Linked DNA regions of Homo sapiens: region 2 is linked to region 1. Evidence: chromatin loops called from intact Hi-C (ENCODE). Cell type or tissue: gastrocnemius medialis. All regions are shown on one strand.

What was found. A loop is a pair of places that touch in the nucleus more often than their neighbours do. Peaks named below come from ENCODE experiments on the same cell type or tissue, not always from the same donor. Only the 100,000 strongest peaks of a DNase experiment are listed, where the experiment ranks them.
Region 2: a loop joins it to region 1, with 4 times the contacts of the local background. A loop is called at or near these places in 5 of 110 quality-filtered maps.

Annotation. Positions count from the first base shown.
Region 1 is chr6:170,520,607-170,528,606 of GRCh38, reverse strand. No RefSeq gene overlaps it. Among named protein-coding and RNA genes, the nearest start is that of PSMB1, 29 kb to the left of the region's middle. In gastrocnemius medialis, no CTCF peak of the experiment used is centred here; DNase peaks (open chromatin) are centred at 4,286, 4,936 and 5,596; H3K27ac peaks cover 6,393 bases.
Region 2 is chr6:170,435,570-170,443,569 of GRCh38, reverse strand. It overlaps LOC107986676 (a long non-coding RNA gene), which reads right to left and starts at 7,338. Exons shown (of 2, transcript XR_001744494.3): 1 at 4,856-7,338; 2 at 2,550-4,223. It overlaps LOC124901477 (a long non-coding RNA gene), which reads left to right. Exons shown (of 2, transcript XR_007059900.1): 2 at 1-1,839. RefSeq lists enhancers at 2,998-3,576, 4,285-5,484, 3,794-5,563. In gastrocnemius medialis, no CTCF peak of the experiment used is centred here; DNase peaks (open chromatin) are centred at 3,519 and 4,989; H3K4me3 peaks cover 576 bases; H3K27ac peaks cover 4,731 bases.

The DNA of each region.
Region 1 (8,000 bases):
TGAGAGTCAGAGGCCCGTGTGATTTGCAATACTCCTTTCTGGAAGCTCTAACGAATATGAATAATCAAAGATGCCATTACTGCATAACAAGAGCATTGGACACTAAAATATAACTTTTCCGAGAAATTGAAATTTGCTTATTTATGTTGTTTATTTAGGGGTATGGTCAGGGTATTTTATTCAGACACTTAGTGTGCTCAATTTATTCATTTTTTCAACAGTATTTCTGGAGCTCCTATTATGTTCTAGGCACTATAAAGACACATGCACACGTATGTTTATTGCGGTACTATTCACAATAGCAAAGACTTGGAACCAACCCAAATGTCCATCAGTGATAGACTGGATTAAGAAAATGTGGCACATATACACCATGGAATACTATGCAGCCATAAAAAATGATGAGTTCATGTCCTTCGTAGGGACATGGATGAAGCTGGAAACCATCATTCTCAGTAAACTATCGCAAGGACAGGAAACCAAACAATGCATGTTCTCACTCATAGGTGGGAATTGAACAATGAGAATTGTTCAATTGTTCAATTGGCAATGCAGGGCCTGGGAAGGAGCTTCCTGCAGGCCGAACAGAAACAAAATGACACTTCCCTCCATTCTAAGCCAAATAACCTAGTGGTTCCTGTATGTGCCTCAGAGTGAAATTGAAATCCTAACCCTGAAGTCATTTTGTAGAGGCCTTAAGCTTCTTGTTGTGAGATGTTTCCTGGTTCCCTTCAGAAAAGGGCTCTGACAGGGTTTAGCAGAACTATTGATGGACGACTTGGCATGAGTACATCTGGATACATCAGAACTTTGTCACAAGAGTGGTGTTTTAGTTTTAAATTCCTTAAATAACCAATAATTGGGACATGGTTAAGTAATTTATGAAATGTTCACTACATGAAATATTTTCTGGCCATTAAAAGTGGTGGCCATGAAGACCTGGCAGCAACATGTCAGAATATTAACGCAGAATGCTAAATGAAAATCAAGAGTCCAGAATTGTACACAATGACTGCAGGTGTGTGAAAACATGAAAATGCAGACGAAGAACATCCAAATTAATGTAGTGGACTGGCCCCCTATAAATGAACCAGTGGACTGGTTCATTTTATTGACCATTTTAGGACAAGACTTTATACATTTGGAATTCTATATTTAATAGCACCCCTTGAATTTTTGCATGATTTTAAAAGACCAACCAAACTTCTTATAATACTTAAGTTTGATTGTGGCTGCAATCTAGCAATCAATTTAATGAAAAATATCTAACTGGAAACTTTGAGTTGATAAAAAATCTGTTTGATAGATTATTTCACTTTTAAATAGCCTGTTGCTATCAATAGATACATCTGATCATCTCCTAATTAGTAAATAATGAAGACTGTTGTTTTCATAAGTATTAATAAGCCACAGATATTCTGGGATGGGTTGCTGGCAGGAGGAAGATGTTGACTTGCTAACTGAGGAGTATGAACCCGGTCAGTGCTGCTTCTGTACATAAAGACTGTTAGTTTAGATGATGGCCTCACCAAAATAATATTCTGATTTGTCTGCTTGATTATGAAGGTGCACAATTAGCAAGAAAAATCTGAGACTTTTTAGACAGACGTATACAAAACCTCTGGGTTGTCTTGAGAAAACCCAGAAAACCGACTTCTCTCAGGCTTCATGAAGGGGAAAAGGTGTTTTAACCTTTAGCACATGTTACAAAAATCTAATACGGCAAAAGATATTGAGAAGTGGAGAGTTTCACTAAAAATTATTGGGCTAATAAATGCTTAGAGCCAATATGTACACACAACACACACACACACACACACACACACACACACACACAAAGGAAAAAGCTAATGGAAAACAACTAAGCCCTATTTTATTCCGTTGGAAGCCGTGAGCAATGCCAAGTGTCCACACTTAAAAATGAGATACAAACACGTTTTCTCTCATGTTTTTCACAAATTTGAAGGAAACAATTATCAGTCAAGACTTGTCAGAAGATTTGGTATAAATTTAAGGGCATATTTACTTTCTCTTGTCACTTTAACAAGTTTATGTTGTCCCGTGTCCCTTATAAATCTGCTAGAAAAATAAGTTTGGAATTTCAAAGTAGAAAAACCTTGGAAATAAGATCTTCAGTGGCTTGAAGTTTACACCCAGTCTGGAGCTAGGGCCTCCACATGCATCAGCACATCTCATTCTTGTGTGAAAATTTTTAAATTGATATGTAGTATTTGTACATATTTACAGGGTACATGTGATATTTTGTTATTGCATAATGATCAAGTCAGGGTATTTGGGGTGTTCAGCACCTTGAGTTCATCACCTTTCTATGTGTTGGGAACATTCCAAGTCCTGTCTTCTAGCTATTTTGAAATATGCAAATATTGTTGTTAACTGTAGTCACCCTACTCTACTGTCGAACAACAGATCTCACTCCTTCCATCTAACTGTCTGTTTGTACCCATTAATCAACCTCTCTTTCTCCTCTCCCCCACACATACCACCTTCCCACCCTCTGCTAGCGACCGTTCTACCTTCTACTCAGCACATCTCATTCTGACTCTTCCATCTGATGTGAGCAAGTCTGTCCTGAATTAGAGCTGTTTTCTAGAGGGCAAGATCTTATCTTTGTTTATTATTTAAAGTGTCCAGCACGCTTTGATTTATTACTAAGCACGAGCTATTTTTTACTTGAATTTCTATAATGCTTTGTTATTCATTCGTGTTTTTTATTATGGAAATGTCAAATAAGCCCCTTGTATATTTCACCCACCACTATTCATGGTAATCTTATTATCGTTGTTTATTTTGAAGTAAATCCTATAATTTTATTAGTAAATATTTTAGTGCTCCTAAAAGATAATGATCGCATTTAAAAATATAATCACAGTATCACAATTGTACCTTTAAAAATTAACTATAATCCCTCAACATTCAATATGCAGTCCATGTTCAAATTTCCTTGATTGTCTCATAAATGTCTATTAACATGTCATTCAAATCTGGAAACAAGCCTTTTTATCTCTCTCTCTCTCTCTTTCCTTGAAATTTACATGTTGAAGAATCCAAGTCGTTTGTCATGCAGAATCTTCCACATTCTAGATATAAATGATTGCATTCCTGTAGGTTCTGTCCTGTCTTTTCCTATAAATTGGCAGTTAAATTTAGAGGCTTGATTAGATTATGTTCAATTTTTCATCAATAAAGCAACTTATGTTCATATAAATCTTATCATTGCTTAGATGAACAAATTAGACCTGTTTCTTTTTCTTTTCTTTTCTTTTTGAGAGAAGGTCTCCCTCTGTTGCCCAGGCTGGAGTGCAGTGGTATAATCATGTCTCACCGTAGTCTCTACGTCCCTGGGCTCAGTGGTCCTCTCACCTTAGCCTCCTTAGTAGCTGGAACTACAGGTGTGTGCCACTATACCTGGCTAATTTTTGTACTTTTGGTAGAGACAGAGTTTCACCATGTTGCCCAGGCTGGCCTGAAACTCCTGGGCTCTAGGGATCCACCCCCCTCAGCCTCTCAAAGTGCTGGGTTTATAGGCATGAACCACAGCACCTGGCCCAGACCTGTTTGTATTGGTTAAATGATAATGTACTAGAGGAGAAATCTTTTTTGTGATATGACATATCTCAAAGTATCATTGATTTTTGAGTTTGTGTCAATATGAGATAAACTTTAGTTTCTAAAAATAGCCACAAACTTTCTTTAGATCACAGAATCACAGATTCCACTTGGGCAGGACTTGAGCCTCTCACTCATGTAGGGCCCCTTTCCACCTTCCTGGAGGTATGGTCACCTGTCCTTTGCGTGACCAAGTCGGGATGAGGAGTTAGTTACACGCAGACAGGCCACTGGTAAGTCTCTCACAGTATTCCAGCTTTTCCTTCAAGGCATTTTTCTTCTAGGGTTGTTGTCTATTTTGTTGTTGTTGTTGCCTGTTTGTAACAGGTTTCTATTCTATCGTGTTACCCTGCTCTGTGTTAATAATATAAATACCTAACAAATTTTCTAGACTATCTAGCCCTTTAACTGAGGGTTTTTTTTTCTTTTTCTTCTGATTCTTTTTACAGCTAAGCCCCTATACTTAACACTCTCTTTTCTCTGCTCCTGATGGTTAACACCTTGATTTACATACTTTATTCAAGGGATAATAGTAATACTGTATTGCTATTAGTCTCAGTCACCTCTGTGTCATCTTTCCTACTGCTGTGTTGAGACTATTTTGGGGAGTGTGCCTCAGCGACAGCTGTGAGCCACATTTAACCCACCAGCTGAAGTCTTGCAAAGTGCCCTTCATGTTCCCGCGTGTACAGATGGCTCTGCCTGATACTAATGGCAGCAGCAGGGTAAATGTGACTGAGGCGTCTTCTGGGGAGGCTCAGGTGGTCCAGGTTCCCTTTTAGAAACTTCAGAGTCAAGCTATTCGTAGTGGTGACTCTTGTACGCTCCAGCTGCCTGGCCTGTTCCCTACCCATGGGGGCTCAGATCCCTGATGGCCTTAAAAGGAGAGGGCTTGAGAAAAATGCCACCCTGAGTCAGGGTGTGGGCTGCACAGGCCAGCAGCTTGTCTCTGAGAGTGATGCCAAGGGAGTGGTTTGCAGGAGAGAGAGAGGGTTCTCCAAGATATCAGCCTCAAAATAGCCTGGCCATCCTGAACTTCCCTTAATAGCCTGCCACAGATCAATCACCCACAATCTAGGGAAAGCCTTTGTAAGCCTATTTGGACATTATGCTTGTGCTGCCTTGAAGAGCAATTGAATTCCACCTATTATTCTGAGGCATAAGATATTTTTCCGTCCTATTTTCCTAAAACTAAAGCTATCTCTAAGTTTTGAGAGTATCCTCTTGCCTCTGTGGCCTGGGAATGGTGGAATGTGATGAGAGTGACAGGGTGGCAGCTGCACCCAGGATGCTGACTCGGTGTCACTGTCGGCTTCAGTTGATGTGGCCACCACACGTTAACCACGTGACATCAGTTTCTGGGCAGAAGTTAAGTGTCTTGCCTTCTGCAGTAGATTTTATCTCTAAGAATTGTCCAGAAAAGGAAAAGCCTGTTTATCTCAATTTCCTCTGTGATTATATTCCAAAATAAGCTTCCATAGGAAAAACATTCTATGCAAGTGTGGCAGATGGCCTGGGCTAGGCCACAGCGATTCTCCCTTCCTTTAGAGAAGTACAGCCGTGTCAAGTGTGTGTCCCCGAGGATTGCATTAAGGAAGACTTTAAGAAGAGTTATAGATTGGAAGGGAATTTATGTGATTTTTCCCTCCAGAATGCATCTGAGCAGGGCTCACTCAGCAGGTGGATGACTTGGGGCCTCAGAGAAACCCTGGGTTTTCCAAGGAGCCCTGAATGTTTATAAGACATCAGGTTAGAACAGGAGTCCAGGGGCGATATGTTAGAAAACCTAACAAGAACTGGACATTTACAAGAAGTCAGGTGTAAGGACTGAGGAGACGTGGTTTCTTTACTTTTGCAGAACAGCTGTGCAGCCAGTCCCTGGGATGGGCTCCTGTCCGGGGCTGCGCACTCACAGGCTGCCAGAGTGAGCAATGGAAAGGCAGGTTAGGCTTCTCCCCATGCTACTCAGGCCGCTGTGCTCCACCACAGCCTACGGGAGGCAGCCAAGCTCCTCTGCTACGTGTACTGTCAGAGGCTGGTCACCTCCCCTCACTTTTAAGGGTCTCTGACCCTCACTTTTCTGGCAACAGCAAGTTGCTTATCGTTGCCCAAAGATACTGAAGTGGTTGTAGGCTCTGGAATCCAAAAGACAGAGAATCAGGCCTACCCCATCTCTTCCTGTCTGTGTGGCCTCAGGCAGTTAGTGGAAGTCCGTAGGCCTTGCTCCCTCACTTATGAAATGTGGATGATAGTACCTTCCTCATAGGCACCCAGTGAAGAGTACATGAGATAATGTTTGTAAAGCTCTTGTTCCAGTGCCTAACACAGTACGTCCTCAGTGAATCACAGTTATTCCTGTTATGCCTTACAGGCTATTTTCCCAGCGGGGACCCACAACCCCTCCATGCACCCCTAGCTCCCATATGCCTGGAAACTCACATTCATCTTTCAAACGTGAGTCAAGTTTTGACTCAAGTGTGCCTCTCTGTGAAGCTGCCTCTGATCCCGTCCCCCGCCTTCTTTTTCTCTGTCCATTTCCATTTCTTATGACTGCATAGTATTCCATAGTGTATATGTACCACATTTTCTTTATCTAATCCACTGTTGATAGGCACCTAGGTTGATTCCATGTCTTTGCTATTGTCAGTAGTGCTGTGATGAATGTGTGTGTGCATGTCTTTTTTTCTTTTTGAGACAGAGTTTCGCTCTTGTTGCCCAGGCTGGAGTGCAATGATGTGCAAACTCTGCCTCCTGGGTTCAAGCAATTCTTCTGCCTCAGCCTCCTGAGTAGCTGGGATTACAAGCATGCGCTACCACACCTGGCTAATTTTGTATTTTTAGTAGAGACAAGGTTTCTCCATGTTGGTCAGGCTGGTCTCAAACTCCCAACCTCAGGTCATCCTCCAACTTCGGCCTCCCAACGTGCTGGGATTACAGGCGTGGGCCACTGTGCCCAGTGCATGTGTCTTTTTGGTAGAATGAATTGTTTTCATTTGGATATATACCCAGTAGTGGGATTGCTGGGCCAAATTGTAGTGCTGTTTTAACTTTTTCAAGAACTCTTCAAACTGCTTTCTATAGTGGCTGAACTAATTAACCTTCCCACCAACAGTGTATAATTATTCCTTTTTCTCCACAGCATCACAGCATCTGTTGTTTTTTGACTGTTTAGTAATAGCCATTTTGACTGGTGTGAGATGGTATCTCATTGTGGTTTTGATTTGCATTTCTCTGATGATTAGTGATATGGAGCATTTTTTTGCGTTTGTTGGCTGCATGTCTGTCTTCTTTTGAGGAGCGTCTTTTCATGTCTTTTGCCCATTTTTTAATGGGGTTGTTTTTTGCTTGTTCATTTGTTTAAGTTCCTTGTAGGTTCTGGATATTAGACCTTTGTCAGATGTGTGTTTTTTGAATATTTTCTCCCATTCCGTAGGTTGTCTGTTTACTCTGTTGATAGTTTCTTTTGCTGTGCAGAAGCCCTTTAATTATGTCCCACTTGTCAATTTTTGTTTTTGTTGAAATTGCTTTTGAGGACTGAATTACAAGTTCTTTCCTAAGGCTAATGTCTAGAATGGTTTTTCCTAGGTTTTCTTCTAGGATTCTTAACAGTTTGAGGTCTTACATTTAAATCTTTAATCCACATGAACTAATTTTTGTATACGGTGAAAGGTAGGAATCCAGTTTCATTCTTCTGTGTATGACTAGACAGCGAACCCAGCACCATTTATTGTTTAGAGAGCCCTTTCCCCATTGCTTATTTTTGTTGACTTTGTTGAAGATCAGATGGCTGTAGGTGTGTGGCTTTATTTCTGGGTTCTGTATTCTGTTCCATTAGTCTATGTGTCTGTTTTTGTACCAGTGCCAAGTTATTTTGGCTACTGTAGTATTATAGTATAGTTTGAAGTCGGATAATGTGATGCCTCTGGCTGTGTTCTTCTTGCTTAATATTGCTTTGGCTATTTGGATTTTTTTTTGTTCCATATGAATCTTACAGTAGTTTTTTCTAGTTATTTGAAAAATGACATTGGTAGTTTGATAGGAATAGCATTGAATCTGTAGATTACTTTGGGCAGTATGGCCAGATTAATGATACTGATTCTTCCAGTCCATGGGTAGGGAATGTTTTTCCATTTGTTTGTATCATCTATGATTCCTTTCAGCAGTGTTTTGTAGTTCTTCTTGTAGAGATCTTTCACCTCCTAGTTAGATGTATTCCTAGGTATTTTATTTTCTTTGTGGCTGTTGTAAATGAGATCATGTTCTTGATTTGGTTCTCAGCTTGAATGTTATTGGTGTATAAAAATGCTACTGATTTTTATACATTGACTTTGTATTCTACAACCTTACTGAAATTGTTTATCAATTCTAGGAGC
Region 2 (8,000 bases), 85 kb after region 1:
CACAGTGTAGGGCCTGGCAGCTACCCCTTCCCAGGGACTGCGCTATCTTGGTGGTTTTCTCCTGGCCCCGCTGGACTGTGCTGAGGTGACAGTGAGGCAGGGAGGCACACCTGGGACGGGGGCCTTCTAGCAAAGAGACAACTGGTGTCCCATACTTCTAGCAGGTCCGCATCCTGGCAGAATGTCCTGAAGACAGGAATGGAAATTCCCTCAGAACATCTCCGTTGTCTGGGCTCTCCCATCTCCACGGTAACACTCCAGGATGGTCTGTAATCAGGAGGGGGCTGGGTTGCCATGATTCAGGTCTGAAGCCACTCCCAGAGCGGGAAAAGCCTCTGAGGATTCTGGAGGTCACACCTGCCCAAGCCCGTTCCTCCACTCTGACAATGGGGTCCCTGGGAGGTGGCCCTGGGAGCCAGATTCTTAAGGGAAGAGCCAGGGTGAGAAGCTCTGAACTCTTGAGGGAGAATCTGTGCCTGCTCTGCTTGGCAGGGCTGAGTACACCCCCAGGGCCTAATGAGAAACGCCCTTGACGGATGAATGATGAAGGAGGAATCACAAACCAGCTAATGGCCATGTGCTGTGTGAGCCTTTTCCAAATTCTAGACTTGCTCTACCATTGACGGCCACTTCCAAGCTTATAGGGCCCTGCCTTTGCGAGTAACCACACATGCGTTGTTTCACGTCTGCATGATTGTATCCATAGAATAAATTCATAGGAATAGAATTGTTAATAGAATTGCTCGACCAGGTTTCACATGCATTTGCCATGCGATGGATGTGGCCAGTTTTCTGTTCTTCGAAGAGATGGGCTTTATGTAGCCTTCACAACACACAAGAACTGACTGCCCACACCCTGGCCCTGAGCAGGGCTTTGTGAGCAGGTTGAGCATTTTCTTCATGCGGTTAAGAGTGCCTTATATTTTGTTTTCTGTGAACTCAGTTGAAATCCTTTGCTTCTTTTTACTTATTGACTTACTGGTCTCTTTCTTATTGATTTAAATATTTGGAAATGACTGTTTCTGGTATTAATTGCAAATTTCTTTTTCAGCTTGTTATTATCTTTCAATTGACTCGTGGTGGTGTTTCATTCTAGGCAGAAGGTTTTATTTTTGTGTCATCATATTTCTTAGCATTATTATGGCTTCTGGATTTTGTCTTGTGTTTAGATCTTCCCTACTCCAATGTCATAAAAAATTCTCCCATGGTCTCCTCTTTGCTTCTTTTCTTCCTTTTTTTTTTTTCTTTCTGGGAGTTACACCTTTGCTCTATTTGGAATTAATTTTGGTGAAGTATAGAACCAACTTCATAGTTTTTCCAGGAGACTACCTAGTCAACATCATTATATGAATATCCTGTTTCCCCTCATGATTTGAATGTCTTTGTCTTATAATTTGCAGTATTTTGAGGTCTATTTCTATGCTTTCTAATTATTTATTTGCCAGTAACATATTTTTAAATGGACATAGCTTTAAATGGAATTTTATAATATGTTTTGAGATCTGATAGTAATAGTTTCTCTATTATTTGTTTTTTCTTTTAGGTTTGTCTTATGTATTCTTAAATATTTCCTTACACAAATTTAGATTTAGCCTGTCTGGTTTTTAAAAAGTTAGCCTTTTAACTGGGATTGTATCATATGTGCAGAGACTAACTTTGCAAAAATTGAAAGTCTGTATACCTGCTTGGCTTCTGCCCCGTCTGTGCACATCCCTCCGAGGCAGGGCCGTTTTCACATTTCTTGCTAACCTTGTTGAATTATATTTTTGCATATTTGTTTGCAATTGCTCCTTCAGGGTTATCCAGATGCACAATAAAATAATCTATAAGTAATCATCACTTTCTCTGCTCCTTTCTCATTTTTGCACTCCCAGTTTCTGTGCCTTAATTGCATGAGATGTGCCTGCAAAGCAGTGAGAGAATGCAGCCTGGAAACTCTGAGTGTCTTGGCCTCCTCATGGCTGTAGGGAATGGTCAGGATGAGGCAGAGGTCATTTATCCTGTAAAAGAACTATTCATTCCTTCCCATTTTATCATGAACATTTCAGTCTCTACTTCAAAACACAGAGGAGGATGTTGACTTCCATCCACTGTTTGCCAGCATTTCTAGGGCTGGTCATACTGTTTTTCTCTTTTGCTCTATTAAATGGTGATTTATATTAATAGACCCAATACTGAGTCATTGCTACTTGCACTGGGCAGAACAACCCACCCTTAGTCGTGGTGTGTAATTCTCAACATGCCGCTGCGTTTCATTTGCTCATATTTTATTGGGCCTCTTTATATTGTTATTGACACATTAGGTTGGTTGGTAGTTGTTTTTTTTTTTTTTTTTTTTTTAAGCTGGTCTCTTTGGTGGCAATGTCATGCTGGCCTGACAAAAAAATGTGGAAGCTTTCCTTCTATTTTTGTTTGGAGAAGCTTAAATACTGTTGGACTAGATGGGAAATGGTACAGCTGAAAACTGACATTTTCCATTCTTTAGCCAAGTAACCTTGAAACAGGTCTTTTAATGTATCTCTGCCAGAAATTAAAATATATATCAGACATTATGAAGAAATTTCAATTTTATTTCAGGTGAGATAATAAAGTGTAAGAGCTGGAGTTTGGTAAAAGCCCAGGGCAGACGTCCCTAAATCCGTTTCGTGCCCAACATACATTTGTCAGTTAATTCAAAAGCTGTCTGAAGGCCAGATTTTAATCATATTTAGGAAACACTCTTGATGCTTCAAAGCTGCAATGACGAATGATACAGAAAACTACAATTCAGTGAGGGACAAAGTCCCTGTTTTTAAGGAGAGTAGCGTCCTATAGAACAAGGGGTCTCATGGGCCTGACCGTGCCCTGGACAGACCTGTGGTGACCCCGCAGCGCGCCTTGCAGGGGCCGGTGGGAGCTGGACTTTTGAAAGGGTAGAATCAAGGCCACGAGGGGTCGCCAGCCTGGGAGGACCCAGGAAGGGGAAGGACAGTGCCACCCGTGCTCACTGTGACGGAGGGATTCTGCTGAGCTCGGGAAGGCTGCACTCCTAAAATGGCCAGTGAGACCCAGGCTCCTGACGGAGGACGGGTCACTTTTACAAGGAAACTTTTAAAACAGATTTTGCAAAATTCTGGGGGCCATGAGCAGAGAGAGTGATGACACCTGGGTCCAGGCCGTCTCCATTCCAGGCAGAGCCGTGATGGGCGGACTCTAACCAAGTGATGGCTTCTGTTTGTCCCAGATGGAATCTTTCAGAGACACTGACTTCCCAGGGAGTTTGTGGGGTGTGGGCATTCTGTGTCACCCCACTTCTGCTCAGCATCCGGTGACAAGAAGGCCCCAGAGAGCCTGGAGCAGAGCCTGGCCTCCGTGTCTGACCCCAGCTGTGCGGCAGGGCCAGTGACTCAATCATCTCAGCCAACAGCAGACAGCCTGGGGCCTCTCTTCCTGGGAGAGAGGACGCTGGCGTGCTGTGCCCCTTGTGATAAAATGTCGTGGTCCCTGTGGACACAGAGCTCCCTCACCTGTGCTGTCTGAGACCCCACGTGGCCTCCACATGCCATGAATGTGCAATCCACATGCCCTGAGACTCAGCATTCTGGCACTCACACCAGTCCTGTGCAGAGCAGGGCCACGCTGCTATTCTTAGTCCCAGGATTCCAAGCTCAGACAGGAGTGAGGAGGGCTCCCCACAGACATGTGCTACCAGACTGTGAGACGGTGGAATAAATAGAATCTAGACTTTGTGACGCTCAATCCCAGGTCTCGCTAAAGAAAAGAACGAAGGCTCAGTTTGGCACTAGTGTTGTGCCTCAGCCTGTCCATCTCACACTAGGGTTCATCTGCAGGCCTTTGGCCTCAGCACTTGGCCGATGTCCTTAGCGGAGAGGAGGTGGTTTGCCTCCTTTTGGGACTGCCATGAACGGGCTGCTGCAGCTTCCATTATCAGCTCCTCAACTCAAGCTAAAAACTCAGGAACTCCCTCTGGGGTCTGGGATCAGCAGCAACCACCCCTCCGCAATTGCAGTGCACCCTAGGTCCCTTCCGGAGCAACTGAGCAGAACGTCTTCCTGGGACTGTGGTCCATGGACGGCCCTGCTAACAGCTAATTGCAGCCCATGTGTCCTCATCACACCAGGTCTCCAAAACGGGGGCACAGATGTCCACTGCCGTGAGGTGGCTTCTGGGCAGCTGCTGCCCTGGACTGGGAGGCTGAGAATCCTCAGCCCTTAGACTCCAGCCTGCAATTTGGGAAAAAGGTAGTGGCACCAGGTGAACAAGAACGTGGCACCAGGTGAACAAGAACAAGCCCCCACCCAGCTCTCAGACTGGTCAGCCATATTCCCAGCTCTACCTGCTCTGAACTTTGGGGAGAAGGGCTGGACTGGAGGTGGGTGAGTGCTGAGGGAAAGGAGGTGGGAGAGAGGTGAGAAAGGAAAATGGAGAAGGGGAGCCTGGCCTCCCAGCTGCAGAACCCCCAGGCCCAGCCTGCTCCCCACAGCCTGCTCCCCCAGCCCCAGACCATCCCTCAGCCTTCTGTCCCCCCAGGTCCTTAGACCACCTCCCAGCCTGCTGACCCCCCAGCCCCCAGATCATTCCCAGCCTGCTCCCCCAGCCCCAGACCACCCCCTAGCCTGCTGACCCCTAGGCCCTCAGACCACCCCCAGCCTGCTCCTCCAGCCCCAGACCACCCCCCAGCCTGCTGACCCCCAGTACCCAGCCCATCCCCCAGCCTTCTGACCTCCCAGCCTCAGCCCACCACCCCAGCCTGCTTCCCCAGCCTCCAGCCCACCCCCCAGCCTGCTGATCCCCAGCCCCCAGGCCTCAGCATCCCCCACCCAGCCCCATTCCAGAGCACAGATAAAAGTGAAACCTGAGCAGCAAATGTTTGTGGAGCCGCCGCCAATCAAGGGCTTCGTTGCCAGGGTAACCGGGACACTTCATCAGCTCTGTGAACAGATGGTCAGTGAGTAACAGGCAGCATATGTTCCCGTAAGCCCTGACACGGGCACAGATGGAGGGTGGGCGGGAGCTTCTCCTCCCTTCCCATGGGTGCGGCATTGCCGAGAGGCACAGAGGCCGGGGAGCCCGCGTGGTGCTGGTGAGTGCGGATTACTAACACGCCAGTGCCACTCCCAGCCTCGCTTAACCAGAGCACTGCACAGTTAACAACAGCCAGGCACACAGAGCTGCGTGCTGAGGCTGAATCGCAGCCAGGAATCCTCATTAGCAGCCTGCCCACCTTCCAGTGTCACTATCTCAGGCCTCCGGTTTCTGTGGATGTTTACAGGAGAAATCAAACTGCCCTTTACAGGATCAAAGGAGAATTAGATGCCTTTCGGCCATGGAGGTGGGATCCCAGAAGGTTCGGCCTCAAAGCCGATCAAAGTCAATATACACAGGTTCGCGTGCACTGGCCACTGGCTACCGTGACATGTGGTTCGTCTCTCAGACCTTGTATTCCCTGCATTTGGTTTGGCCCCTCAGAATGAGGTCCCCAATCTCTCCACCATCACCAGCATGAGGATAGCTCAGGGAGAAAGGATATTGGTGATTACATCGTTGATTGCCAGCATGATTGCAGCAACTGCCTTTCACTGAACATCTACTATGCCCAGACCCTGGATACACCTCTAGGATCCCATCTCTGCCAGCCAGCAAGGGTGGAGGAGGTGTCTAGCCTGGCTCTGAGTTCCAGGCCCAGCTGGGCTCCAGGAAGGCCGTCTTGTGGTCACAAGCCACAGGGCAGGCCTGGCTGTGTCTGCACTGGGGCTATGTTGTGGCCAGGAGAAGCCAGGCACCCTTTCTCTTGGGGACAGTCTTGTCAGCTTCAGAGAAGCCCTGGGCTCCTTTCTTCAGTGTCTGCTGGTCCTGGGTGCAGCTCTGTCCAGAGTGGGCACAACTTCCCAGCTCCCATTATATCTCTGGTCTGTATTCTCAGGCTTGTCTGTGCTCTACACGAGTCTGCCTGGTTCACCAGGCCTCACAAATTCACTGCTCACTGGTACCCAATACCAGCACAGAGCTAACCCTCTGGGGTCCTGTAACAATCTTCAATTGGATCCTATCCCATCCCAGGAATGTCCACAGCAGATTTCTGCTTGGGCTGGATGCGTTCCAGTCCTGAGCAGGACCCTGCCCTGTGGAGAGGCCTTCAATATTCCGCCTCTAGGTCAAATGCGGTGGAAATCCACCTGCAAGCTCAGAAGTTATTGGGAAGAGGCCAGCAGGGGCAGCCGCTCGACAGTTCTCCTTTCCATAACAAATCAGGTTAAAATCTGAAGGAGTAGGCTTGACTGACCAGAGGGATAAATCCAGTTTGTATAGAAACAAACACCCTGGTGTGCTTTGCAGAGAGCCTGGGGGCAGAGACAACGTTTGCATGAATGGGACCTGCTAGGTCCGCTGGTGCCAGTGAACAAACTACCATGAAGTGCCCAGACAGACAAGCTGCCAGGAAAGCCAGGAATTTCCTTCCACCTCCTTTCTGCTTGACTTGGTTTACCAACGCTGTACATCCAAGAGAAAAAAAAATTAATGTGCATTTTCTCTTCAGGCACTTGTGTGAAAAACATCCGTCTTCCTGTCGTCATCACTGAGTGAGCCCACGGTCACCAATCCCTGGGTCACAGCTCCCCAAAACCAAGAGAAACAGCCAGCGGGACAAGGCCAGGGCAGCCCTAAACATGCCACATCACCCCAGTGCTATGCGAAGGAAGCTTCAGGGGCATCTTCAAGGAAATGTGTGAATCTGAATAAATTTTACAGATTAAAACTTTTACAAAATTTATAAAATTTTAATCATTCCAATTAAGCATTTAGAACACTACTTGGTTAGTGGGAAATTTATAGCTCTAAATGCCCATCCTCAAAAGAAGAAATGCTTAAAATCAACGACCTGAAGTTCCACCTTAAAATGCTAGAAAAAGAAGAGCAAAAGTAACACAAAGTAAGTGTTAACAAAAAATAAAGAACAGAAATCAATGAAATAAAGAGCAGATGACAGAGAAATTTAGCAAAACCAAAAGTTGGTTCTTTGAAGGGACTGGCAAACTTGATAAACTCCAACCTAGACTGATCAAGAAGAGAGAGAGCACATGTTAGCAAGACCAGGAATGGAGGAGGGTCATCATAACAGACCCTACAGGCATCAAGAGAATCAGCAGCAGATGGTCGTTGTCTGGGCCCCAGCTCAGACTAAAGAGAGCTTTTTGGACAGAAACCTGTGTATCAATTGTGATAGTTACACGAGTATTTCCATGGTATTTCCATTTGTTAAAGATGCAAAATTTTGTTGGATGTATGTTATACTTCAATGAACTTGATATCAACAGTAAAAAGGTTTTCCTGCCTTCTTAAACAGAGACAATTTTTCATGTTCCTCTGCTATAAATTCAGACATTCATTACACTTCGTTCTATTTCCACACACTGTGGAGGCCCTTGGGAGGTGAGTGCTGGTTGCTTCTGTCACAGTGAATGCCCATAGCAGGGGGCAGCTGGGCCCATCCTCTCCCTGGGGTCAACCCACACTTTTCCTTGGTGCCAGCCCTCACCCTCCAAGCCTCTGGTATGTGGCTCCCACCAGCTCCAGCCTGGGAAGCCATGATATTGACAGGGTTGGCTCTGGGGCTGCACAGGCCTCTGAAGGAGATGGGTGTCCCTGTGCTGTCGGGATCAGGTGCTCTGAGTGGGCCTTGGAGTCACTTGTGCTTTCCTCAGGAAGTAGCCACACTTAGGAGGAAATGGAGGTTGTCAGATGAATGACTGAGGTGCCCTTTGGGGTCCACTAGGCTCTGGGATCTCTCATGACCAGACACATATTTTTGCCTTTGTTTAGGCAAATAGAGCCATACACATAATTATTTCAGTTGGGCCAAATCTGTAAAAGGAAAAAAGAAAGATTTAAAAACTCTCTCAGAATGATGCATTTTGGGAACTGGAATTTTACAAAACCCAATCAAATATTTGTTGGATACCCACTGTGTGGAAGTCACTGTCTCAAGCCTTGTGGGGGAC